Regions from separate parts of the Mus musculus genome. Here regions 2, 3, 4, 5 and 6 are each linked to region 1. Evidence: chromatin loops called from intact Hi-C (ENCODE). Cell type or tissue: heart. All regions are shown on one strand.

Region 1 (4,000 bases):
TCTGGTGTTCAGACATACAAGCAGACAGAGCACCCATATACATGGAAATACACAAATAAAATCAAACTGTTTAGAAACGTACAGAACCAGACTACATAAACCCAGTCTCAAGATCTCTAATCTTCTGGCCCTCCAGCTTCTGGGGACAGAGCTGAGAACGGCAATGGTTCTCAGGCGAAGAAGGCAACGGAGGACGCCAGATACACAAGGAACTACCCACTCCTGCTCCAGTCCCCTCCCTAGAGGGCCCAACCTCACTTGTAATCAAAGTAGTAGCATTTGAGTTGGGCCATGTAGCGCTCGAAGGAGGGAATGTCTTTGCACAGGATGCTCCACTGGGCCCCGATCTCCAGAATGTCACCTGTAGGTAAGGGGACAGGGGCTCTCAGGTGGTGGCTGGAATCCCTCCTGGGATCACCACCCCAGTCATTCCTACAATGACCCCAGGCCCATCACCCTCCACCAACCCTAGTGACACTCACGGGCCAGAATGAGTTGCTGTTTAGTCAGTTTGGTCCCCGTGGTTGGCAGGAAATTGAGCTCAAGCAGAACCAACTGAGGGGGAAGGAATGAGGACGAGATTTCAAATATAGATTACTTACGTTCTCTGGACTTTTATGTTCCTACTTGGAAAAGCTTGCATGCATCCTAACCCACACAACTGCCATGAATATTAGTGGAGTCAGACCTTGTAAAGCAAACACCAAAGGGCCCAAGAACACGGAGCGTACCAATTGGATTACCTCATCTTACAAATATTAGTAACTCCACTGAGAAACACGAGGCACTTGGTGCCTGACCCAGGGGGATCATGGGGTAGGGAGACGCCCATGACCTCAATTCTTCCTGTTGCTATATTTAGCTTGTTTTAGGTTTCTCTCTTGTTTAAGACAGCATCTCCCCAGGCAGGCCAATCTAGTCTAGAACTGGAGAGCCTGGTGTGAGCCTCTCGAGTGCTAGGATTACAAGTGTGGGACATCGTGTTCAGCCATTATATGCAGGTCTGGGAAGACCTCCACCACAGTGTGCCCGAGAAGGGGTAACAAGGAATGTGGGGCATTCCTTTTCCCTCCCCCCCCAGTCCATCCCAGACACCATTCCTTAGTAAACTTGGGAACCTAACACATATTTTGTTGTTGTTTACTTATTATTATTATATATATATTTTGAGACGAAGTCTATGTAGCCCAGCCTCCTCAAACTCGCTATTGAAGACCAGACTGGCCTTCTATCCGCCTGAGTGTGTTTACAACCGAAACGTGTGCTCTTCTAGGTTCGTTTTTGGCTTCAAACTGTTCCTGTTGCCCCTCTTCACACAGGTGTTTCCTAACCTCTGCTCCCTCACAGCTTACCTGGGCTTTATTTGCCACACATTCCCTCAACGTCCCGTCACCTCAGACTTATTCTTTTCACTATCTCCCCGTTTGTCACTGATCCCACTCCTTCCTGCCTCCCTCCAAGTAACAAAGCTCGAACCATCTCATTCGATTCTGCCAGAACCAATCTTTCCATCATCACTCCCTTAACGACACCTCAGGGCCCGCTCTACCAGCCTCGATCTCCCGTCTGTCACCTTCCCCCAGGCATTAGGCATCTAGGACCCGGCGACCTCTTACCTTCAGGCGGCCCAGTTCTTCTCCACATTTACTAAGGTTCGGGTTCTTCCGGTTCCACTCGTCCTTGAGTTGCTCGTACATGCCGGCCGCTGCCTGCAGGATCCCGACCGAGGTGGCCGCGGGTCCGGAGCTCGAGACGGTGGTCGACCCGTTCACCGTAGCCGCTGTGGCCGCCATCTTCCGTGATGCGGCAAGCCGCCGACCCGACTTACGGCAGCGACGCCGGGCAATGGACTCCCGGCGGAAATGAGGCCGGGAGGTGGAGCCCAAAACTGGAGGCGGAGCTACCACTGCCAGTTTCCGCCCCCCGCGGGAGGAGCGCCGCGGCTCTCCTCGGGGTGTCTTCGCAGCCCGACCCTTAATGAACATGCCGCAGCTCCGCCTCTGCTGTCATTCAAAATGGCGAACGGAAGTCCGTTCGCTCCAACTGAAAACAATGCCCACAATGTCCCGCCCACCTGTAGTCACCATGGCCACCCTCGCTGGCTTCGGCCTGTGGAATGTCCATCTTAAGGGTACCGCCTCTACGTCAAGGGGTGGCGATGTGGAGCCATTTGGAAAACTTGTCAGGTGTCACTACATAGGCAGGCTGAGAGAGGACTAGCAGGTGAGATTTAAGATTAGGCGTTCGTGTTTATCAGAGCATCATTCTTCCACGTTTTTTTCAGACTCTTTAAAAAGATTTATTTATTCATTTTATGTATATAAGTACACTGTGGCTGTCTTCAGACACCCCAGAAGAGGGTATTTGATCCCTTTATGGATGGTTGTGAGCCACCATGTGGTTGCTGGGAATTTTAGTCAGGGCTTCTGGAAGAGCAGTCAGTGCTCTTAACCACTGAGCCATTTCTCTTATTTTCTCTTATTCCATTTTTTTCTTATTTTTGAAATTAAAATAGAATTACAGACCGAGCTTTGTGGTTCACGCTTTTAATCCCAGCACTTGGGATGCAGAGGCAGGCGGATCTCTGAGTTCCAGGCCAGCCTGGCCTACAGGCATGCGTGTGTGTGTGTGTGTGTGTGTGTGTGTGTGTGCGTGCATGTGCCCATGTTGAGGTCAGAGGACAGCTTCACAGAGTCGGCTCTCTCTTTAGATCTCATGAGGCCTGGGGATCAAACCCAGGTTGTCAGGCTTGAGAGCTCCTTTATCTGCTGTGCCATCTTGAAAATAAAAGATTCTGACATCATTCTGACAGTTAACTACAGCTGTGCTGGTACAAACCAAGCGGACGTGAGCCTTTCTGAGGACTCGGGACTGATTCTGCAAGGAGGCTTTATTAGGGTCTGAATGAGACATGAGCATTCTAGCCAACCAGAAAGTCCTGGGGAGGTGGCAGGCTGCATTCCCATGAGGAGAGGCCTAAGGGTTCATGAGGAAGAGTACAGACCAGGGACTCAGGCCACCTTTGCTCTCTTAGCTTGAACATTGTCCTCTTTGGTACCTGGTCTGGAGGGACCCTCAAAACTTCCCTCTGAGCTGTGAGAATGGAGGGTGAAGCCCCCAGAAGAGGAGGAAGATGAATAGGTCTCTGGTGCCATCATGTTGTGAATCTTCCAGCGAAATGAGACCCAGGCCTTCACTATGTGAGGCCACACGAGGCAGAACAGGATGTAGAAGACAACCAGGGCTATAAAGAAGCTGGTAGACACCTGCAAGCCCAGTACAACAGTCACAAGGGGTCGGGGTTGGGGTTGGGGTATAGTAGTAGGTGAACCCCCTGCCCACCCAGTAAGGAAGCCTTTGGCTGCCACTCACCATAACAATGAAGGAGGACCGCTTGCTGCTGAGCGGTAGCCCATGGATGTGCACTATAAAGGTGAGCTTGTAGTCACAGTATGTGCTATTGTCTACACCTCTGGTGAGGGAATGGAGTCCAGGATTGAGTTAAATGTCAAGGGACAATCTCAGCACACTGCATCCCCACCCTCAACATACACCTAGGCTTTATGCCTGGCTTACCTATTGCTCACTAACAACTTGAAGAAGAACTCAGGTGGGTAGATGCTTTGGGGGATGATGTCATAGCAAGGGGAGTTCTCCAAGCACAGCCACCTACAAGTCCAAAAGTAGACAGCTGTAGCACCTACAGTCCAGGGGAAACACTAATTTCTCCAATCTGCCTGCTGCTTGGTGACTATGGTGCTTCAGACTGAACTTGGGGCCTCATGAGAGTTAGGCAAGCATTCTACTGCTGGGCCAAGACTCAACTCATTGCAGTACTGCAGGCAAGCACCCTCCAACAGAGCCACACCTCCAGTCTCTAGTCTCAGAGAGTAAGGCTGTCTGAGCACCAGCCATCAAGCAGTCTGGCTGCTCAGTTGCTACCTGCTGCCTCCACCTGCCAACTGATCTAGATGTTGGACTAAATACCTACTGTATGCCA
Region 2 (4,000 bases), 65 kb after region 1:
AAAACAGCTCGTTTGTCTGTGGATGCTCAGTGCTGTAGACATCAGTGGAGGAGGTGTTGGTGGGGGCTGCCAAGAGAGATGCATGGCAGAGATGCATGCAGCAAGACCTTAGGGCAGAGAGCAGGATGCCATGAGAGTTGGGGGAGAGCATTGCAGGCTGAGGCATGGCCAGCGCAGAGCCCTGAGCTGAGTATGTGCCAGGGACACTGAGAGGACAACTGGTGGAGACTCAGTGGGGAAGGGCTAGGAGCAGAAGCACTGTTGGTCATGGTTGTGTAGGATTTGTGCAGAGTAGACCTCGAGATGAAGAGCTCTCATCGTTATTCATGTAGATGGAAAGTGAGGGGTAAACGGTGGGTGGGTGACAGGTGGAAAAGTAAGTAAAGGACGGGCGATGGATTGGTAATGGGCGATGGGCAAAATCAATGAATGCATGATGGCTAAGTAGATGAATGAATGGATGCATAGATGAGTGGGTGAATCGATGGCAGGGTAGATGGACAGATGAATGGATGGATGGGTGGTGGGATGGCAGGCAACCTACCTGACGTCACAACAGAGGCTATTTGGCGACCCTTGCCCCAGCTGTGGCAAGAGAGAGTGATGGAACCTGGGCAGAATTAATGAAGTCCTTCCCTTTCTCTCCGCAGCCTCAAAGCGGAGGGTCCCAGTGTCCCAACCAGGCATGGCTGATCCCCACCAGTTTTTTGATGACACGAGTTCTGCCCCAAGCCGGGGCTATGGAGGCCAGCCGTCACCTGGTGGTCTGGGTTACCCCCCCTCTTCATCCGACGCAGCCTTCCTGGCTGCCCCTATGTCCAACATGGCGATGGTCTACGGGAGCAGCCTGGCCGCTCAGGGCAAGGAGCTGGTAGATAAGAATGTGAGTCAGCTAACACGGTGGGTTGTGGGCTGGGAGCAGATGGCTGACAGGCGGGCGGGCGCCACAGGGCCTTAGGCTTGAGCTTTGTCCCTCCAGATCGACCGCTTCATCCCCGTCAGCAAGCTCAAGTATTACTTTGCAGTGGACACGGTGTATGTGGGCAAGAAGCTTGGGCTGCTGGTCTTTCCCTACCTTCACCAGGTGAGCAGCACCTGCTTGGTACCCGCCAGCAAGCAGGGTGGAAGGACCCCCCCACCCTGGGGTGCTGCCACTACCCCAACTCTCTCCACAGGACTGGGAGGTACAGTACCAACAGGACACCCCAGTGGCCCCCCGCTTCGACATCAATGCTCCAGACCTCTACATTCCAGGTTGTCCCCTCCCTACTCTGCCTAGGCATGTCTGGGATGGATGTTTGGGTGCCTGTGCCCGGGAAGGGCTTCCCTCCTCTGACGAGTGTCTGTGTCTGTCTTCCACAGCCATGGCTTTCATCACCTACATCTTGGTGGCCGGCCTTGCACTGGGGACCCAGGACAGGTAAGGATCCTGGAGCAGGGGAAGACATGGGGATATGGAGGCCAAGAGCCATCAGAGAGGTCTCAGCTCTCCTGTCCTGGGACAGCCCCACCTTGTGGCCAGTCACTCCAGTGACACCTTTCACATGGAACCCATCAAACCCATTTGTGCTAGGCCATCTTTTAAATCCAACCTTCCTTCCTCTTGGCTTCCACCCACAAATCTATTCTTATGTTCACAATCCCCCTAAATAAGTTGCTTCCCACTTTCACCCCTTATAATCTCACTCTAGCAGCAACTAAAAGCTCTAAGAGGTGGGCCTGGCCTCCTCCCTATCCTGAAGCTGTCAGTGGCTCAAAGGTCAAGCAGCTGACCCTGTGCCCCCAGCCCTGCTGCTGCCTCGGGGCCTTTGCACATCCAGTTAGTTCCCTGACACAGGAATGTGCTCTTTCCCTCTGTGTCCCGCACCTGCTCCTTCACTGTGGTCCTCATCCTGTGTCATTTCCTAACCCCTAGGCTGATCAGGCCCCATCTCTCCCTTACAGTCGCCTGTTTCTTCTTTTTTGTGGCATCGAAAACAAGTGTCATGGAACTAGTGGATTCCTTGCTAAGGCTCCAAGATGAAGCAAGGCCCCTTCCCCACCAGTTCTGACTTCAGGCTTCAGCTCAGCTGCCCTTTCTTTATCGGGAGGAACCTTCCTGGTACCCCTCACAGGGCTCTGAGGTCCCCCATCTAAGCCCTGACTTGAGTGTCACTGTCTAGGGACAGACCCAGATCCTTGGTGGTCTCTGTTCCATTGACACAGGGCTGCCCCGGGTGATGCTCAGGGGACATCTCTTCCGGCAGGTTCTCCCCAGACCTCCTGGGACTGCAGGCGAGCTCAGCTCTGGCCTGGCTGACTCTGGAAGTCGTAGCAATCCTGCTCAGTCTCTACCTGGTCACTGTCAACACCGACCTCACCACCATTGACCTGGTGGCCTTCTTGGGCTACAAATATGTGGGGTGAGTGCTCCTGCCCTGCCTGCCAGTCCCAGACCTTGGCCTCTTCACACTGATTCTCCCCTCCCCCCTTCCCCCTCAGGATGATTGGCGGCGTCCTCACGGGTCTGCTCTTTGGAAAGATCGGCTACTACCTGGTGCTTGCCTGGTGCTGTGTGTCCATCTTTGTATTCATGGTGAGTGGGGATCAGGGCGGGCAAGGCTGAGGCCCCAGGCTTCCCAGGCAGGCTTGGGGAGGTCTTTGGAGCATCCAAGTACCAAATCTGGGGGCTAGGAGAGCCTCCTGGAAGAGGCAGACTCTGTGCGCCCTTCTGAGAGCAAGAGCCAGCCTGGATGCTAGGCTAGGGCCAGGGTTGCCCAGTACACAGGCTCTGCTTGGGCTCTCACTCTTACTTCTGTCTCTGTATGCTGGGCTTTCTGCCAATATGCCCCTGAGTCCCTCCAGCTGTGGTAAAATACTGACTAGGGGCCATGTTTGGACTGCCGTGTACTCGGAGTGAATCACCTCCTCTACTTAAGCCTCAGTTTCTTTTGTAAAATGGGATGCCTGGTGACTGCACCGGAGTCTTGGGAGGATTTAGACCGAGCATGAGGGGGAAGCAGAGGGTAACACGGGCCCTGGTCCACAAGCATAAGCCTTGTCATCATGTTACTTTAAGGGAGCTGGGAGATGGCTCCATCAGTAAGGAAGACCTGACTTCAATCCTTGGACCCCACATTAAAAAAAAAAAGAGCCCAAAGTAGATCTATTCTTATAATCTCAGAGCTAGGAATGTGGGGCTCATTGGTACCAGCCTAGCCTACTTGGTAAAGGGTCCTCTAACTCCCACAAATATAGGTACACACACACACACACACCCCCAAAGAAACATCGGGAACAGTGAGGTGGCTAAGCAGGTGAAGGGCGCTCGCTACCAAGCTCCTGCAGGCTGCGCTGACGTGCATACCAGGGCTCAAGTAGATCCATCACCAGGAACTCGAGGCCACCTTGGTCTACATGTCAAGATCCTGCCTCCCAGAGAGAAAGAGCGCGGGAGGGGGAGAAGGAGGGGGAGGAAGGCATCTGAGCCAAACCAAAAAGGAAATAGCTCTTCTAGTTTGTCTTCTGGAGCTGGCGTGTTTTGGGAGTGTTACTCTGTGGTAGGGCACTGGGCTAGTGTCTGTGAGGATCTGCGTTGCGTGAAGGCAACTGTCTCCCAGTAGGTGGAAGCAGCTAGGCCATGCTCTTCAGGCCGGGATCTACAATTCTTAGCCTCTCTTCTGGCCTTTGCCTCTGCAAAGGTTTGCTCACAGGGCTTGGGGGAGGTAGCTATTCAAAAGACCCTTCTAGGAACACAAACTGGAGGCCACAGAGGGGCAGGGACTCATCCCGAGCTGCCTGGCACTTACGGGACCCCCACTTTACCCTTACCACCCAGATCCGGACACTGCGGCTCAAGATCCTGGCCCAGGCAGCGGCCGAAGGAGTGCCAGTGCGTGGGGCGCGGAACCAGCTGCGCATGTACCTGACTATGGCAGTGGCAGCTGCGCAGCCGGTACTCATGTACTGGCTCACCTTCCACCTTGTACGGTGAGCTGCGGCCTGGCCTCCAGCTCCCACA
Region 3 (4,000 bases), 120 kb after region 1:
ATCCTGAGGACTTGAATTCAGTCTCTGGGACCCACATGATGGAAGACCAGAACAAGCCCCAAAGGCTGCTCCTCAGATCCTTCACATGTGCACTTCATGCAGGAATAAGAGACCAGCCTGGTCTACGCAGGGAGTCTGAGGCTAGCTATGGCTATGTAGTAAGGCAGTCTCTCAGAAAGGGCTGCACACCTTTTTTTTTTTTTTTTTTTTGGAGACAGGGTTTCTCTGTGTAGCCCTGGCTGTCCTGGAACTCACTCTGTAGACCAGGCTTGGGTTTGAACTCAGAAATCCGCCTGCCTCTGCCTCTGCCTCCCGAGTGCTGGGATTAAAGGCGTGCGCCACCAGGCCTGGCGGCTGTGCACCTTTAATATGAGTGAGCAGAGGCAGGCGGATCTCTGAGTTCGAGGCCAGCCTGGTCTACAGAGTGAGTTCCAGGACAGCTACACAAAGAAACCCCGTCTTAAAAATGCCCCACGCCCCCGACCCAAGGAGGAGTGGCATTGGAAAGATGGCTCAGAAGCTAAGAGCAGAGGGCCCAGGTTCAATTCCCAGCACCCGCATGGCAGCCCACAACTCCACCGTTCTCGCCTCTGTGAGTACCCGTGTGTCTGCCACACACGCAGGCAACCCCCCGCCCCCTGCACGGTGTCTTGAGAAGCCCCGTAGCCTCACTGAGCTTACATGCCTGAAGATGGATAGCACTGCCTGCTTCCGAGGGCGAGGAGGTTTCTGGAAGGGACAAGGTGTGGACACAGGATGAACGCTGTCACAGTGGGAAGGGGCCGAGCGCCCCACCCATGAGAAGCTCTGCATCTCATGCCGGTGGTGTGCTGACCCTGAGGGTCGTCACCCTCTCTCACTGTGGCACATGCCTTCCTGGGGACTCTCCGTGTCCCCCCACCCCACCCCCGTTTGCTTCCCACAGGGCAGACAAATGATGAGATTTCTCAGAGTCCTCTTCCAGTCTCCGCCCACCCTGTTCCCTGTTCCCCTTTCCTCCAAAATCGTCTCACCCCCACTTTGATAAAAATCCATTTCCCCAGCTGTTGAGTTGGCCCAGTGGCACCTGCCATTGAGTGTGACAAACAGTTCCATCCTGAGGCTGCACACGGTGGGAGGAGAAAGCTCCTCTTCAGGTCACCCTCTGATCTCCACGTGTGTCCTCTCCCAAATAGGGTTGTTTTTTTTTTTTTTTTGTTTTTTTTTTTTTTCCAAAAAGTCAAGTTTTGGTAATTTTCCCATTAATAAGTCTTTCATTCTTTCTTTGTTTTGTTCTCAGTCAGGAGATCTGTCTTTTGTTGTTGTTGTTGTTGTTGTTGTTGTTGTTGTTTTCAAGACAGGGTTTCTCTGTGTAGCCCTGGCTGTCCTGGAACTCACTCTGTAGACCAGGCTGGCCTCAAACTCAGAAATCCGCCTGCCTCTGCCTCCTGAGTGCTGGGATTAAAGGCGTGCGCCACCACGCCCGGCTCTAGAAGCCAGGATTCTTAATGTCTGAACCATCTCTCTAGCCCCCAAATAAATATTTTAAAAATATTTTGAAAGTAATTTATTTTCTCTCTCACTCTGCTCTGGTCACATTTCTCTCTACTGGTGGCATCCACGCCTCCTGGCTTCTTTCTCACAGGCCCCGCCTCCGCGCTTTTCTGAGTCCCAAATCCTCCTGTCGGCACTGCCATGGAACACCTGTCGTTAAAGTTAACCTGATTAATTTCTTCCACAGAATTTAGGGGAGCTCCAAAGGACGTGTGAGTTTAATTGAGGTTCATTGTGTCCCTGGCTCCAACAGCGCCCGTCCCTTAGAAGTTGCTTGCTACCAGTGCCTCCTAGTGGTCATATTTACTAACTGCAGCCTATGCACGTGAGGTCTCCCTGTGCCTCCTGGCTATTTGAGCTTTTCCCTCCCACTATCCCTCCTACTCACCCACCCTCCCTCCCTCCCTCCCTCCCTCCCTCCCTCCCTCCCTCCCTCCCTCCCTCCCTCCCTCCCTCCCCATCCATCAGGCCATCTTTTTTCTTGTCTCGGTGCCATGTTGCCCAGGCTTACTTAAAATTTCCTATTTTGCAGAGGATGGCCCTGAACTTCTGATGCTCCTGCATCCACCTCCCGAGATGCCGAGTGCTGACGTGCAGCACCCTGCCTATCTGCATGAGTTAGTTTTAAAGCTAAATTCCAAAGCAGAAGTGGGCCAATCCCAGAACTCTGGAAGCTGAGACAGGAACTCAAGTTCAAAGCCTCAAAGCCGGCTTGAGATATATAGCAAGAGACAGAAAAACAAATTCTAGAGATGTCCCAGTCCTGAGCTTGGCCTTTGTTTTCACTCTGTTTCCTGGTTCTGCTTTCTATTGCTTTGGGTCTGAGGTGAGACAGGGCATCTTGCAGGAGTACATGACCCAGACAAGGCTACTCTCTTCCCCTCCTCGGTGTCCCTGAAGCAATGCAAGATGGGAAGAGACCAAGGCTAAGATGTCCTTTGAAGGCCTGTCTTCAGTGACCTAGTAACCTGCTTCCTCTGTCCAGGCTGTCCCGATAGCCCACCCCGCTATTAAGTTCCCAGTGGATTAATCCGCTGAAGAATTTCATATCCATGCTGAAACTGCAGACTGTGTTAGAACTCGCTGTGCAGTCTAGGCTGTTTGAAACTTGCTGAGTAGACCAGGTTGGCTCTGAACTTGAAGTGGTCCTCCTGCCTTAACCTATTTTTGTTTGTTTGTTTGTTTTTTCGGGCCAGGTTTCTCTGTGTAGCCCTGGCTGTCCTGGAACTCACTCCGTAGACCAGGCTGGCCTCAAACTCAGAAATCCGCTTGCCTCTGCCTCCCAAGTGCTGGGATTAAAGGCGTGCGCCACTACTGCCCGGCTTTTTTTTTTTTCCCTTAACCTATTTTTATAAACATAATATTTGTATTGATTATTTGGAAATTTCCTATATGGACCCCACCAAACTCACTTATTTCCAGTCTGCCCAGGTTCACCCCCCACCCTGGTGACCTCCCCTCTAACAGAAGATGAGGAGGAGGAGCAGGAAGATGAGGAAGAAGAAGAGGAGGAAGAAGAGAAGCAGGAGGAAGAGGAGGAAGAAGAAAAGGAGGAAGAAGAGGAGGAAGATGAAGAAGAGAAGGAAGAGGAAGAAGATGAGGAAGAGGAAGAAGAAAAGGAAGAGGAAGAAGAGGAGGAGGAGAAGGAGGAGGAGGAGGAAGAAGAAGAAGATGAAGAAGAAGAAGAAGAAGAAGAAGAAGAAGAAGAAGAAGAAGAAGAAGAAGAAGAAACATGAAGTCCACTTTCTGCTGCCCATATGCTCCCTGGAGCATGTTTAAACTCAGTGGCCAGCCAGACCTTTAAAGATAACTGAGTCCTTCCCCATGCTCACCCCCACCAGAAGCCATCAATGGTGAAGAGATACACTTAGGCACCCTTAACACAGGTTTGGTTTGGATTGTTTTTCAGAACAGGGTTTCTCTGTGTAGTCTTGGCTGTCCTGCAACTCACTCTGTAGACCAGGATGACCTGGAACTCAGAAATCTGCCTGCCTCTGCCTCCCAAGTGCTGGAACTAAAGGCATGAACCATCCCTACCCAGACCCTATCACAGTTTTTAAGCATTCCCTTCAAGGGCTTCCTAGACTGTTCTAGACTGTTTCTTTTTTGGAGGTTGTCACAGAGGCCTTCCATGTCTCTCAGTCTCGACGTGGTCTGCTGCAGCAACATGATTCATAGACAGCAACATGATTTCAGGTAGCAGTATATGGCTGAGCAGTGCATTCGTGGGCAGAGCCTGTGCTAGCTCTGGGCTAGCACACCACCCTGCTGGCTCTGCTCGGCATCCATATGTCCCCCCCATTCACTGTAACCTTCCAGCCCTATACCACAGTGGCTTCTCTAGTTCACCTCTCTCCACCACTCACCGAAGTTTCTCCATCTTTCCCACTTCTCCTTCAGATACTTGCTTGTTAAAGTGACATTGCAAACCGCAGTGGTCTCTCTCTCTCTCTCTCTCTCTCTCTCT
Region 4 (4,000 bases), 53 kb before region 1:
GCATGGGACAAGCTACGCCCCTGTTCAGAACCCCGCCCACAGCACAAACTCTTGGTGGAAGGTGTTCGTTCTCTCCAGTGAACTGGGTGTCTAGAAAGTAGCTGAGTGGCCATGGTCACAGTGAGATATCATGTATATATTTGTTTGGCTGGCTCTCCCTTTACCCCTTCCTCTCTCCCTCCCCTTCCCCTCCCCCTCCGAGTGTCATGTACTTCAGAATGGCCTTAAACTCCACATGTAGTCAAGAGTGATCTTGAACCTCTGGCCCCATCTGATTTATGTAATGCCGTGGTTCAAACCCTAGATCACTTGCATGCCAGGCAAGCATTCTACCATTGGGCTACACCCTCAGCCTAGTTCCATCCCTTTCTTAATGGCTAAACTGAGCTTCACCCTTGCTGCAGAATCACACAGTTGTAGCTTGGATGCACACCACATCCCCTAACATTAAAAAAAAAATCACTTAGTACCAGACAGAGTGGTATGGCTTATCATCCAAGCTCTGAAGAGATTGAGGCAAGAGGATTGTAAATCTGGAGTTGGGACCGCATAATAAGAGCCTATCTCAGTGTCAACCAGCCAGACCCCCTGGAACTCCGGGGGACTGGACCACCAACAAAAGAATACACATGGAGGGACCCATGGCTCCGGCCGCATATGTGGCAGAGGATGGCCTTGTTGCACATCAGTGGGAGGAGTGGCACTTGGGCCTAAGGGTGTTCAATGGATGCCCCAGTATAGGAGAATGCTATGGTGGGAAGACAGGAGTGGGAGGGTGGATGGGGGAGCACCCCCATAGAAGCAAGAGGAGGGGGGATGGGATAGAGGGTTTCCGAAGGGGAGATCTGGAACAGGGAAAATTTTTGAAATGTAAATAAAGAAAAGGAAGAAAAAAAAAAAAAAGACCCTGTATCAAAACAGAGACAAAAACAGGGCTGCAGGCATGCCCTAGTCGATATAATGTTTATCTAGCTGTCACAAAGCCCCGGGTTCCATCCATAAACTGGGAGTGGCCATGTGAGTCTGTAATTCCAGCAAGCAGAAAGGATCAGAAACTCAAAGTCAACCTCAGCTCCCTAGCTGGAGGCCAGCCTGTGCTACCTGATACCCTGTCTCAAAACTGGGGGGCAGGGGCATGGGTGTGGGAGGGGGGAGAGAAAACACCAGCCTGACCTTGAACTCGCAAACATCCCAGGCCTCTGCCTCCCAGCACTGAGGTTAAACAAATGCGTCACCCCACCCCACCCTACCCCACCCCACCCCACCCCACCCCACCCCACCCCACCCCCGAGCCCCCAGCTAAAACCTGCCTTTTGAAGTAGTCCTGACTGATGTCTCTTACCCACCTGTTGCAGTTCAGGTGTGAGCTAAGATCTTTTTATTACCACTAGTTTCTCACAACCATGCTATTATTGGCATGCTTAACAGCCAGCAGAAAATAAAAGCACGTGGCCCCTGCGGAGATCTCCTAAATGCCCTGTAGTCCCCAGGGTAACCTTTAGGGGGCACAATTTCCCCACTCTCACAGTGCCAAGTCTGCAGATGTGAAGAGCTGCCTTTGGGAGATGGAGTCAGGCACCTTACACAATGTCACAGAGGCTGAGCTGGGGATCTAGACCTAAAGATAGGGTTCCACACCTCCATATCTGCATATGATTTTCTAATTTAGCCATGTGGAGGCACACTTTAGGAGGTAAAGGTAGAAGGAACAGAAATTGAAGGCCAGCCTTGGCTACATAGTACATTCCAGGCCAACCACCTGCATTACATGAATTTCTGTCTCAAAAAACAAACAAACAAACAAACAAACAAATAAAGAGCCAGGAGGTGCATGCGGATAGTGGGAGGCAGAAGCAGACAGAGTTTGGTGAGTTTGAGGCCAGTTTGGTCTACAGAGTGAGTTCCAGGCTAGACAGAGCTATGTATCATCAACTGTCTGAAAAAATAAAGTAAAATAAATAAAGGACAATATGATGACTCAGCTGGCAGGCTGCTTGCCCCCAAGCCTGATGAAGATCTGAACTTGATCCCAGCGACCCAAATAATGCAATGGAAAAAGTTCTGTATGATGACCCCTTACTTCACATGCCAGCCATGGTGGTGTGGGCAACCTACACACACATGCATGCACACACACACACATACACGTATACACACATACATACACACATGCACGTATGCACACACACATACACACATACATATACATATGCACACATGCACACACATACACATATACACACATACATATACACATTCACACACACATACACATATACACACATACATATACACACACACACATACACACATACATACACACATGCATACACATACACATGCATGCATACACACACAAGAACACACATGCACACACATGCATACACATATACACATACATACATACACACATGCACACACACATACACATGCAGACATACACACAGGCATACATACATACACACATGAACAAATGCACACACACAGACACATGCATGCACACACACATGCACATACACTTATACACACACATACACAGAGACATACACACATACACACACACACACATATATGTATGTGTGTGTGTGTGTGTATATATATATACACACACACATACATACACATACACACATACATACACACACAAAATAAATGTTGTAATCCAGGCATGGTGGCACACGCCTTTAATCTCAGCACTCAGGAGGCAGAGGCAGGCAGATTTCTGAGTTTGAGGCCAGCCTGGTCTACAGAGGAGTTCCAGGACAGCCAGGGCTACACAAAGAAACCCTGTCTCAAAAAAAACAAAAACAAAAACAAAAACAAAAACAAAGAAGAAGAAGAAGAAGAAGAAGAAGAAGAAGAAGAAGAAGAAGAAGAAGAAGAAGAAGAAGAAGAAGAAGTTGTAATGTAATAAATGTTTGTAATGGAGAGATGGCTCAGGGGTTAAGAACACCTGCTGCTCTTGCAGAGGACATGAGTTTGATTCCCAGCATCCATATGGTGGCTCACAACCATTTATAACTCCAGTACCAAGGAACCTGATGCCCTCTTCTGACCTTCTCAAACACCAGGCAATAATTCCTATAAGCATAACATTAGATAAATCTTAAAGATAAACTAAGGCAGGGATGGGAATAGACAGAGCTAGTTAGTAGACTGCTTGCCCAGTATGCAAAATGCCTTGTGCTTGGTCCCCAGCACTATATAAACAGACCTGGCTATGCACATATATCCTAGCACTTGGCCGGTAGGCAGGAGAATCAAGACTTCAAGCTCACCCCATCTACATAGCAAGATAGCCTGGGCTACATGAATCCCTGTTTCAAACAAACAAAAGGTGTGTTTTTCAAAATGGCTTAAGCCATTTCAAAATGGCTTAAGCCCCAGCACTCGGGAGGCAGGTGGATCTCTATGAGTTCAAGGCCAACCTGGTCTACATAGTGAGTTCTTGTCCAGCCAGATCATGTCTCTAAACAAACAAACAAATGATGAGGATGTATAATTTAATAAAAGAACACTCAATTAGCATATTTAAATAAAACAGTATCTTGGAGATGGCATAATTACTGAGCAAGCAAGGGAAGCTGACTCCTTTGTTTGCTTGCTTGTTTATATGTGGCCAGAAGAGGGCACTGGGCTGCTGGGCCTGCAGCCACCCTATATGTTCTAGTACTTGAGCCCAAGTTCTCTGGAAGAGTAGTCAGTGCTCTTAACCACTGAGCCATTTCCAGCTCCTAAGGGCCTGCTTTCAAATCCCCAGAACTCACAGCAAGCAGCTGTAATCCCATTGCTTAGACCATGAGAGGGAAGTGGAAACTGAGAATCCCCAGCGCTTGCTGGCTTGCTATCCTGCTGTGTGCAGAGGCGAAGAGGAACCAAGGCAGAAAGTGAGAGTAAATGCCCAGGCTCTCCTCTGACCTCCATAAAATGCTTCTGGACCACCTACAATAACATACACGAACACACACACACACACACACACACACACACACACACACAC
Region 5 (4,000 bases), 58 kb after region 1:
CTAAGGAAGAGAAAAAGAGACACTGAGGGACACACAGGAGGAAGTTAGTTTTCAGGGTTCTATGCTCAAAGTTGTGCTTGTGTGCATTCAACTGTGAGGGCTGTATGCACCTCTGGTGGACAGAAAGCTTGAAGGAAAAGAGCCATGTGAGAACATTTTTATGAACTTCTGGGAAATTGCCTAAAGGTACCTTCGAAGAAAGTTACCAGTTCTTCTGAACTAATATGCTGAGGGCCTCTTTTTCAATCTTTTTTTTTTTTTTAAAGATTTTATTTATAGTAAGTACACTGTAGCTATCTTCAGACACACCAGAAGAGGGAGTCAGATCTTGTTACGGATGGTTGTGAGCCACCATGTGGTTGCTGGGATTTGAACTCTGGACCTTCGGAAGAGCAGTCAGGTGCTCTTACCCACTGAGCCATCTCACCAGCCCCAATCTTTTTTTTTTTTTTTTTTTGTAAGACTAGAGCTCACTATGTTCAAAGCCAGTACTCGTGACTTTTTTTTTTAAAGATTTATTTATTATGATACATAAGTACACTGTAGCTGACTTCAAACGCAGCAGAAGAGGGCGTCAGATCTCATTACAGTTGGTTGTGAGCCACCATGTGGTTGCTGGGATTTGAACTCAGGACCTTTGGAAGGACAGTCAGTGCTCTTACCCGCTGAGCCATCTCACCAGCCCACTCATGACTTTCTTTTTCAGCTTCCTCAGTATTGGGAATACAGAAGTGATCCACTAAGCTAAACTTTGTTTCTCAGCCTAAATGGGCCCTGGTGCCGCATTCCTTTAATCCTGAGCCAGACAGATCTCTGTGAGTTCCAGGCCAGCCTGGTCTACAGAGTGAGTTCCAAATCAGCTAAGGCTACACAGAGAAACCCTGTCTCGAAAAAAACCAACCAACCAACCAAATAAATAAATAAATAAATAATAAAAATGAGTGCTGCGTCTGTGTAAACGATAGATGAGCCGGCATAACTGCAATAATCCATCATTCTCCCCGCCTTTCACGCTTCTTCAGCCTCCCTGTGCTCTCAGTTAACTAAATCGAGTGCCTGCCTGTAAAGAACTACATTTTCCGTCGACTTCGGGCTCAACAATAGGAACGTTTCCTTCCTGCCTGAAGTCTTCTCCTCCTAGATCGCACCAAGCTCCGCCCTGCTGCCGCTAAGGTACGGCCTCTTCCCTTACGTCATTGGCCTCAGTTCCCGCCTCTTATGTAAGCCGACGCCCACTCAACCAGGCTGCACCCCCTCCAGAGGGTGTGGCTTTCTTGCGCTATCGTGAGACCTATTGGGTCTCTCGATACTACTGGGGCGTGGCTACGGGAACCGGGCGGGCCCATTCCAAACTGCGGCTGTGGCGTTCTCGGCCGTGGCATCTAAAGCATGCACGCGACAGGTTTGGCGGCGCCGGCGGGGACGCCCCGGCTGCGTAAGTGGCGTACGTGGCTGGCTGAGGAGATCGGGCGGGCGAGGGGTGTGGCGGGGCCGTCGCGGCGGTTGGCGAGGTCACTCCAGGTCGGACGGAGGTCACGAGATCCCGGACCTGGAGTTTCTAGGTGTGCACAGCCCAGGGATGCCAAGTCCGGGTAGGGGGCGCATCGCGGGTAGGTTCTTTAAAAAAAATTCCTTTAAAAGAAAGCAAGTTGGAGGAAAATGTAGTGCGGTGTTCAGAGAAACGCTACTTCCATTCATTTGCAGTCAGCGATTTGACCTCCTGTGCTACCCACCTTTCCGAGACTCTTCAGTGCTTAGGAACTGTCACCCACGCTCCACAGTACGGCCCCTGGGCACTCCCTGTGCGGACAGGGCCATATTTACATCCCATTTAAGAACACAACCAGTACTTATTGTCCTGCTAACCTCCTTTTTCCAGCTTCGTTAACCTCTTTTCCCAGATGTAAATTTGAATTCCTCTTGGTCTCTCAATATCTATGTCCTGTTTGTTTCATTTATTCATCTAACATAACTTGCTCCTGTGAACCCTGTGCCAGGCCCTGGGCTGGAATTTGGGTACACACTAGTAACCACCAAAGCCCTGGTCCTTGCTTTCTTACAGCTAGAGTTCAGGAGGAAGATAGACACTTTCCAAGGAAGGAAACTTGTCGGTCAACTAGAGTAGTAAGAACCAGTGTGTGTGGTGTGTGTGTGTGTGTGTGTGTGTGTGTGTGTGTAGTCCTGATTGTGACTAGGGTTTGAGGAGGCTCCATTTACCCCTTCACTCCTTAGTGTCTGGCCGGCCTGTGATATGTGACCAGCTAGCATTTATTCCTGTCATAAAGCTGCCAGTACAGAGCAATGGAACTGCTGTGATAGAAGCATGGGGGAGGGTTCATGGTGCACACCTGTAACCCTAGCACTTGGGAGTCGACTTTGAATGCCTGCCTGGGCAACATGTGTTTAAAGTAAACAGTGTGAGAAGTCAGGGGTGGATTCCCAGAGATGGCTCCAGTAAGGGCACTTGCCACCAAGCCTGACTACCTGAGATGGATCTATGGTGGACGGACACACACACACACACAAAGATGAGTTAGTTCCTTTTAATAGAGTGCTGGACAGATGATGTAGAGTGCACAGGCAGATAGGTTGGGGCTGGGATGGAGATGTGGAACTCAGTTGTTGACTGGAAGTATCCTTGAGTCCTTGAAGAGGGCATGCCTAATGATGAAAGACCTAAGGGATTCCTGGAGAGAAAGGCTGTGCCAACAAGATACACAATTGAGTTGATGCTGAGGAGGGAAATCAGGAGCCTGGCCATTATGAGAAGCGACAGTGAGGGAGAACATTTGAGCAGAGTCCCTAGTGTGGCGCAGCAGGCTCCTGGAGGAGGATGGTTCTAGGTTGATAGTACTGTGTGTTAAGGCAAGGGGTTTGTCTACGTTGGGACCTGAGAGACCTTGGGGCCAGGGGTGCTGACAGGGCTGAGGAGGTGTTAGAATTCGATTCTCAGCATGGTGGCCCTTGATCTTGGGCAGAGGATGAAAAGGGACCATGCAGGTGATGCACCTGGGGGGCACTTGGAATTCAGGCACTAGTAAGGCAAGGGCTAGAGGGTTATCCATGAGTTCAAAGCCAGCCTGGGTTACAGAGTGAGTCCCAGGACAGCAAGAGCTGCATAGTGAGGACTTGTTAACAAAACAAAAACAAGCTGGTCAGTGGTGACACACACCTTTAATCCCAGTACTCGGGAGGCAGAGGCAGGCGGATTTCTGAGTTCGAGGCCAGCCTGGTCTACAAAGTGAGTTCCAGGACAGCCAGGGCTACACAGAGAAACCCTGTCTCGAAAAACCAAAACCAAAAAGATAAATGTATCAGAGGATCACAGGGCCAAGATGGGTGGTACAAGCCTGAGATGCCAGCCGCTTGGGAGGGAGAGGCAGGATCTCCGGTTCTAAGCAGCTTCCTTCCCAGGTAGCTATGCCTGGCGAACTTAGTAAGACCCTAGTTTTGGTTTTTGGTTTGGTTTGGATGGTTGGTTTTTCTTTTGAGACAGGTTCCTACTGTGTAGCCCTGGCTGTCCTGGAGGTCACTATGTAGACCAGGTTGCTCTCGAACCTATAGAGATCTACCCACCTCTGTCTCCTTAATGTTGGGATCAAAGACATGCACCACCACACCCCAGCGAGACCCTGTCTGTAAAGTAAAAGGGCTGGAGATGCAGCTAAGTGTTAGAGTTTCTGCTTAATGTGCACAAGGCCCTGGTTTCCAGTGCTCAGTACTTAAAAAAATATCTCTGGCTACCCACTGGAGACTTCCTTCAATGGGGCTAAGAGTGGGGCCAGGCACCTGGTGTGGTGACGGCACACACCTAAGATGCTTGCACTCCAGAAAACCAAGAGTTTGAGGGCAGCCTGAGCTACATAGCAAAGCCCTGACTCAAGAGCCAGAAGGAAAAAGAAGAATAGGTGGGACACGTGAATCCAATAGGCAGTGGTGGGGACGAAAGGGAAGGTGAGGCACTGTGGGAGGCTGAGGGCTGGTTGGCTGGATGTCAGAG
Region 6 (4,000 bases), 340 kb after region 1:
ACTTTGGGGGGGGGGGGGAGCATAATTTTATATAAAAACTCCCGAAGCCTACCTTTCCCTGAGACTCTTTAGACTTAAAGTTAATGGTTGCTAGGGAAGAGGTGTTTTGTTGAGTGGTATGGCCAGCAGTGAGCCGCTCATGCCCATATGAATAAAACCTCAACCATGCTCTTGTAAGGGACTCTAAACCAGCTGGTTCACATAAATGGATACAATAAAATTTACACAGAACACTCAAGATGAATATCCACAGGCAGTGGTGGCACATGCCTTTAATCCCAGGACTTGGGAGGCAGAGGCAGTCAGGTCTCTGAGTTTGAGGCCTGCCTGAGCTACAAAGAAAGTTCCAGGACAGCCCAGGCTGTTAGAGAAATCCTGTCTCAAAAAAAAACAAAAAACAAAAAACAAAAAAAAAAAAACAAAAAAAAAAAAACAAAGCAAACCAAACAATCTCAATGATGAGCTGTGATATCTCAAAATGTAAATATGTTTCTGTTTCAGTTTACAATTTAATTAAAAGTATGAGACACCAACAACGGCAGGCAGTCATTTGTGGCATGGATTGTTATAACTAAAGGTTGGAAACTGCCCAATGTCTATTAACAAGCCAAATACACTGGCAGAAGGTCTGTAATTTACCGGGAAATTCACTAGGGAAGTGGAGGCAGGAGGACTGGGAGTTCCTTGGCTGCACTGCAAGGCTGATGCTTGCCTAGGCTACATGAGATAGCCCCTCCCCCCATACACACAGGACCAATAGTTATTAATAGGAATTTGGGTGAAGGGTCAGGCATATACTCTGCAACTGGCAACTGTTATAAAATGAAGTATAGCTCTATATATTAATATGAGCTCATCTCTAGATAGAGTGAGAATGTATGTATACTGTGTACAGACATATGTAGAATATGTATTATACTCCGATATGCACAGGACACCTTTAGAGGGATACAGAAAGGATAGAACCAGGTCAGTGTTATGAAGAGGAAACAGGACAGGTAGCCAGCTGTGAGATGGTGACGCTTTGCTCCTATGGCCCTTGGTATCCCAATAGTCTTTCCATGTTCGTCTTAAAAGCTAAGGGGGGATAAGAGCTAACTCACATAGTACCTTCGGAAGAACTAAATGGGGTCTAGGGAGATAGCTCAGAGGTCAAGAGCACATACTCTTGGACCTCTGACATGGGACCAGTCTCCTGAACCCATGTTAAACAGTTCACAAATACCTGTAATTCAGGTTCCAGGGGATCTGACACCCTCTACCGGCCACCTTCCAGGGCACCTGCACTCATGTGCACATGCCCCCTCCCAACACATACACAGAATTAAAAAAGAAAGAAAGAAAACAGTATTATGTAAAATGCCTGGTCAGTTCTCTGTGGCCGGTGCTATTTATATTTGTGACTAGGTGCTACTATTCCCAGTTATCTGAGCTACCTCGTCTATTCACTGGAAACTAGCCCACCATATTAAAGTATGTTTGTCAGCCATAACGAAAGTTAAAGTGCATTCTAGCCTATTGAATCTGCCCAAAGTCCAAGAGTCATGCTCTCAGAAGACCACGTGGACAAGTTTCAGCTCCATAGCTGTAATGCCATTCAAAGAACAGAATAAGCCAAGGTGGCCTCTCTAGTTTATAGGCAGTGAATGAGGCCCTTCTGGTCCCAGCTGGACTACCTGCACGCCTGTCCCCAAATGTGAGGCCTGCCTGGAAGGCAAGGCCTTCTAATTCATTCAGGGTCTGCCAGCAAAGCACAGGATGCATACCCTCCCCCTTTTGGGTGCTCGCTCCTTGTTAAGTACACTCACAGCAGCCAGCTCCCCGAAAGACTGAGGCAGGAGGACCACCTGAGTGTGCACACATACCAGCAAGCACACCATGGGATTTAAGTTTGAAACAGTTAAAGACTGAAGAAGAAAAAAATGTAATAACCTATCACTCCAATTGTCCCATTGTTAACTTTGTGACCGTTTGTTGATGTCTCCTTTGCCTGCTAAACTGTAAAGTCTAGGAAGCAAGAAGTCTGTTATCTCATATGCTGTTAGATTCTATGAAGCCAAGGAGTGCCCAGAGGCATGCAGTGTGGTGGAGTAGACTGCCCCCTGCAGGCAGGTCTCTCATAAGGCAGGGCTCATAGGCCACCTGCTTTTCCTCAGATACAGTCTGTGTATTGGATCTAAGGAAAATTAAAAGAAACAAACAAACAACCTGCCCCCCCCACACACACACACAAACACAGAGACCTGGGTTTTCTCTGCAGACATCAGGAAAATAGCATATCTTAGTCTCATAATCACTCTGACTACAGACTGAGTGCTACCAATAAATCATTTCTGAGTTATCAAGCTGTCAGTCACTACCATTGGAACCAAGTCCTCCAGAACTCATTCCAGACTCATTCTTAGGGATCAGCCTTGAGTCTAAGGATGAAGTTGGGAAGGGCTTAGGGGAGGGGTTTTCTCTGGTTCATCCTGATGAATGAGCTCAAGGAAGGACTGACAGAAAACACAAACCTTAGTGAAGACTCATTTGTGTTCCCTCCACCCCCAAATCCCAGCAGTGATAACCCAAAGGATCCCAACTGTGAATTTTGTAGGCTGGTGAAGAAAAGGGGGGACTCAATGGGTATACTGAGAACAATAGGAGCTACTGGCAGGGACTGCAAAATTTCCACACATGATATCATCTCTGGTTCTGGGGAGTAAGGAGGACCGAGTGAGGTAAATTGTGGGTCTGATGAGCAGTAGTGAGCTAGCAGAGCCTCCCTATCTCTGATACAGGTGAGTTCAGAACTGTGCATTGGCTCTTACATCTTGATTTGAGGGTTGGGGATAGGGTCAGTCACATAATAGTCCTGGCTGGCATGCCCCTTTCTGTTTAACCCAGGATAGCCTCGACCCCAATCATTATCTGGTTCTCCTGCCTCAGCCACCCAAGAACTGGAACTGCAGGTAGTCTTGAACACACGTCCTTCCTTCTCCGAACAGATTCCCACTCACTCTACATAAATGTCCTGCCTGCGGCTTCCTCTCTGCAGACACAGGGCTTAGCCACACTGGAGGGGAGATTCTGCTGACTCTGCTTCTAAAGGCCCATGCCGTTTCTCACAGCAAACTCCAACAGCTTTCTAAGCAAATGGCCCTCCATGCTAGTGTGCAAGAGATCAGTTAGAGAGCTTGTTAAAAGCCAGGTTATCACTGGGTCTTATATAGGAGTTTACAATGCAGTAGGGCTGGGTTTGGTCCACGACAATTTGCCCTTCCTTCCTTCTCTTCTGCTCCCCCTTTCTTCCTCATTTTTGGGGGGGTTTGGGGAGCACTGAGATAGGGTATCTCTACACAGTCCTAGCTGTCATGGAGCTCAGAATATAGAGGAGGAATTCAGAGAGATCAAATTCAGAGAGATTTGCCTGCCTCTGTCCCCAGAGTGCTGAGATTCTAGGTGTGGGCCACTGCCTCAGGCTAAAAGGACTTGTACTAAGCAATCTAATAAGTTCCTAAAACACTGCCGAGCAGCAGGGCTGGAATAACACCCTGGGAAACATCCTCTCTCAGAGACTGGGTCCTTCCCACAGCAGTCATGGTTGGCCTTCACTGCCCTCTGCTGGCCACGGTATAAATTTAGTCGTCATGTTTATAGAGCAACTGGGAGTATGAAGAAGGGAAGGGGAAGAAAAGAAAAAAAGCAAAAGGGAGGGGGAGGGGAGGAAGAGGGGATAAGCAGAACGGGGAAACGGAAAGGAGGAGATGAGATAGGAAAAGAAATGGAAACCCAAGGCCTCTTGGAGCCAATGGTGGCTGTCTGCTGCTTCAGAGTATGCATATCAAGGCTCTCTCGGGAATTCTGTCTAGTCCTCGGAACATTGAAGATAGAGCATGGTATAAAGCAGGCAAGATTGGCATTTTCATCTTACAAATGAGGAAAAGTGGGTTTAGAGATGAAGCTCTGTGGCAGAGCACACACTCTGCATCCACGAAGCCCCGGGTTCCATCCCTAGCAC

Evidence for each region. A loop is a pair of places that touch in the nucleus more often than their neighbours do. Peaks named below come from ENCODE experiments on the same cell type or tissue, not always from the same donor. Only the 100,000 strongest peaks of a DNase experiment are listed, where the experiment ranks them.
Region 2: it touches region 1 in a loop (6-fold over the local background); 21 of 42 quality-filtered maps call a loop at or near these places.
Region 3: a loop joins it to region 1, with 6 times the contacts of the local background. A loop is called at or near these places in 13 of 42 quality-filtered maps.
Region 4: a loop joins it to region 1, with 2.1 times the contacts of the local background. A loop is called at or near these places in 5 of 42 quality-filtered maps.
Region 5: it touches region 1 in a loop (4-fold over the local background); 21 of 42 quality-filtered maps call a loop at or near these places.
Region 6: a loop joins it to region 1, with 2.4 times the contacts of the local background. A loop is called at or near these places in 3 of 42 quality-filtered maps.

What each region holds. Positions count from the first base shown.
Region 1 is chr7:29,178,661-29,182,660 of GRCm38, forward strand. It overlaps Psmd8 (proteasome (prosome, macropain) 26S subunit, non-ATPase, 8), which reads right to left and starts at 2,013. Exons shown (of 7, transcript NM_026545.3): 1 at 1,617-2,013; 2 at 483-555; 3 at 259-361. The coding sequence starts at 1,985. Catsperg1 (cation channel sperm associated auxiliary subunit gamma 1) reads right to left here. Exons shown (of 28, transcript NM_001368407.1): 26 at 3,577-3,669; 27 at 3,373-3,472; 28 at 2,872-3,266. The coding sequence ends at 3,012. In heart, a CTCF peak has its summit at 2,155; DNase peaks (open chromatin) are centred at 841 and 2,001; H3K4me3 peaks cover 2,443 bases; H3K27ac peaks cover 1,674 bases.
Region 2 is chr7:29,243,420-29,247,419 of GRCm38, forward strand. It overlaps Yif1b (Yip1 interacting factor homolog B (S. cerevisiae)), which reads left to right. Exons shown (of 8, transcript NM_001110201.1): 2 at 651-883; 3 at 980-1,084; 4 at 1,176-1,254; 5 at 1,363-1,420; 6 at 2,247-2,402; 7 at 2,482-2,575; 8 at 3,818-4,000. The coding sequence ends at 3,973. Among named protein-coding and RNA genes, the nearest start is that of 2200002D01Rik, 3.0 kb to the right of the region's middle. In heart, a CTCF peak has its summit at 1,524 (motif pointing left); no DNase peak of the experiment used is centred here; H3K27ac peaks cover 229 bases.
Region 3 is chr7:29,295,421-29,299,420 of GRCm38, forward strand. No RefSeq gene overlaps it. Among named protein-coding and RNA genes, the nearest start is that of Ppp1r14a, 8.1 kb to the left of the region's middle. In heart, a CTCF peak has its summit at 1,806 (motif pointing left); a DNase peak (open chromatin) is centred at 1,811; H3K27me3 peaks cover 1,510 bases.
Region 4 is chr7:29,125,222-29,129,221 of GRCm38, forward strand. No RefSeq gene overlaps it. Among named protein-coding and RNA genes, the nearest start is that of Ryr1, 2.1 kb to the left of the region's middle. In heart, CTCF peaks have their summits at 1,506 and 3,618 (motif pointing right); a DNase peak (open chromatin) is centred at 1,500; H3K4me3 peaks cover 245 bases; H3K27ac peaks cover 68 bases; H3K27me3 peaks cover 722 bases.
Region 5 is chr7:29,237,002-29,241,001 of GRCm38, forward strand. Yif1b (Yip1 interacting factor homolog B (S. cerevisiae)) reads left to right here and starts at 1,322. Exons shown (of 8, transcript NM_001110201.1): 1 at 1,322-1,435. The coding sequence starts at 1,390. In heart, a CTCF peak has its summit at 1,598; a DNase peak (open chromatin) is centred at 1,240; H3K4me3 peaks cover 1,928 bases; H3K27ac peaks cover 2,017 bases.
Region 6 is chr7:29,520,305-29,524,304 of GRCm38, forward strand. It overlaps 4932431P20Rik. Among named protein-coding and RNA genes, the nearest start is that of Sipa1l3, 17 kb to the left of the region's middle. In heart, CTCF peaks have their summits at 1,270 (motif pointing left), 2,098 (motif pointing left) and 3,598 (motif pointing left); DNase peaks (open chromatin) are centred at 2,107 and 3,567; H3K27me3 peaks cover 3,537 bases.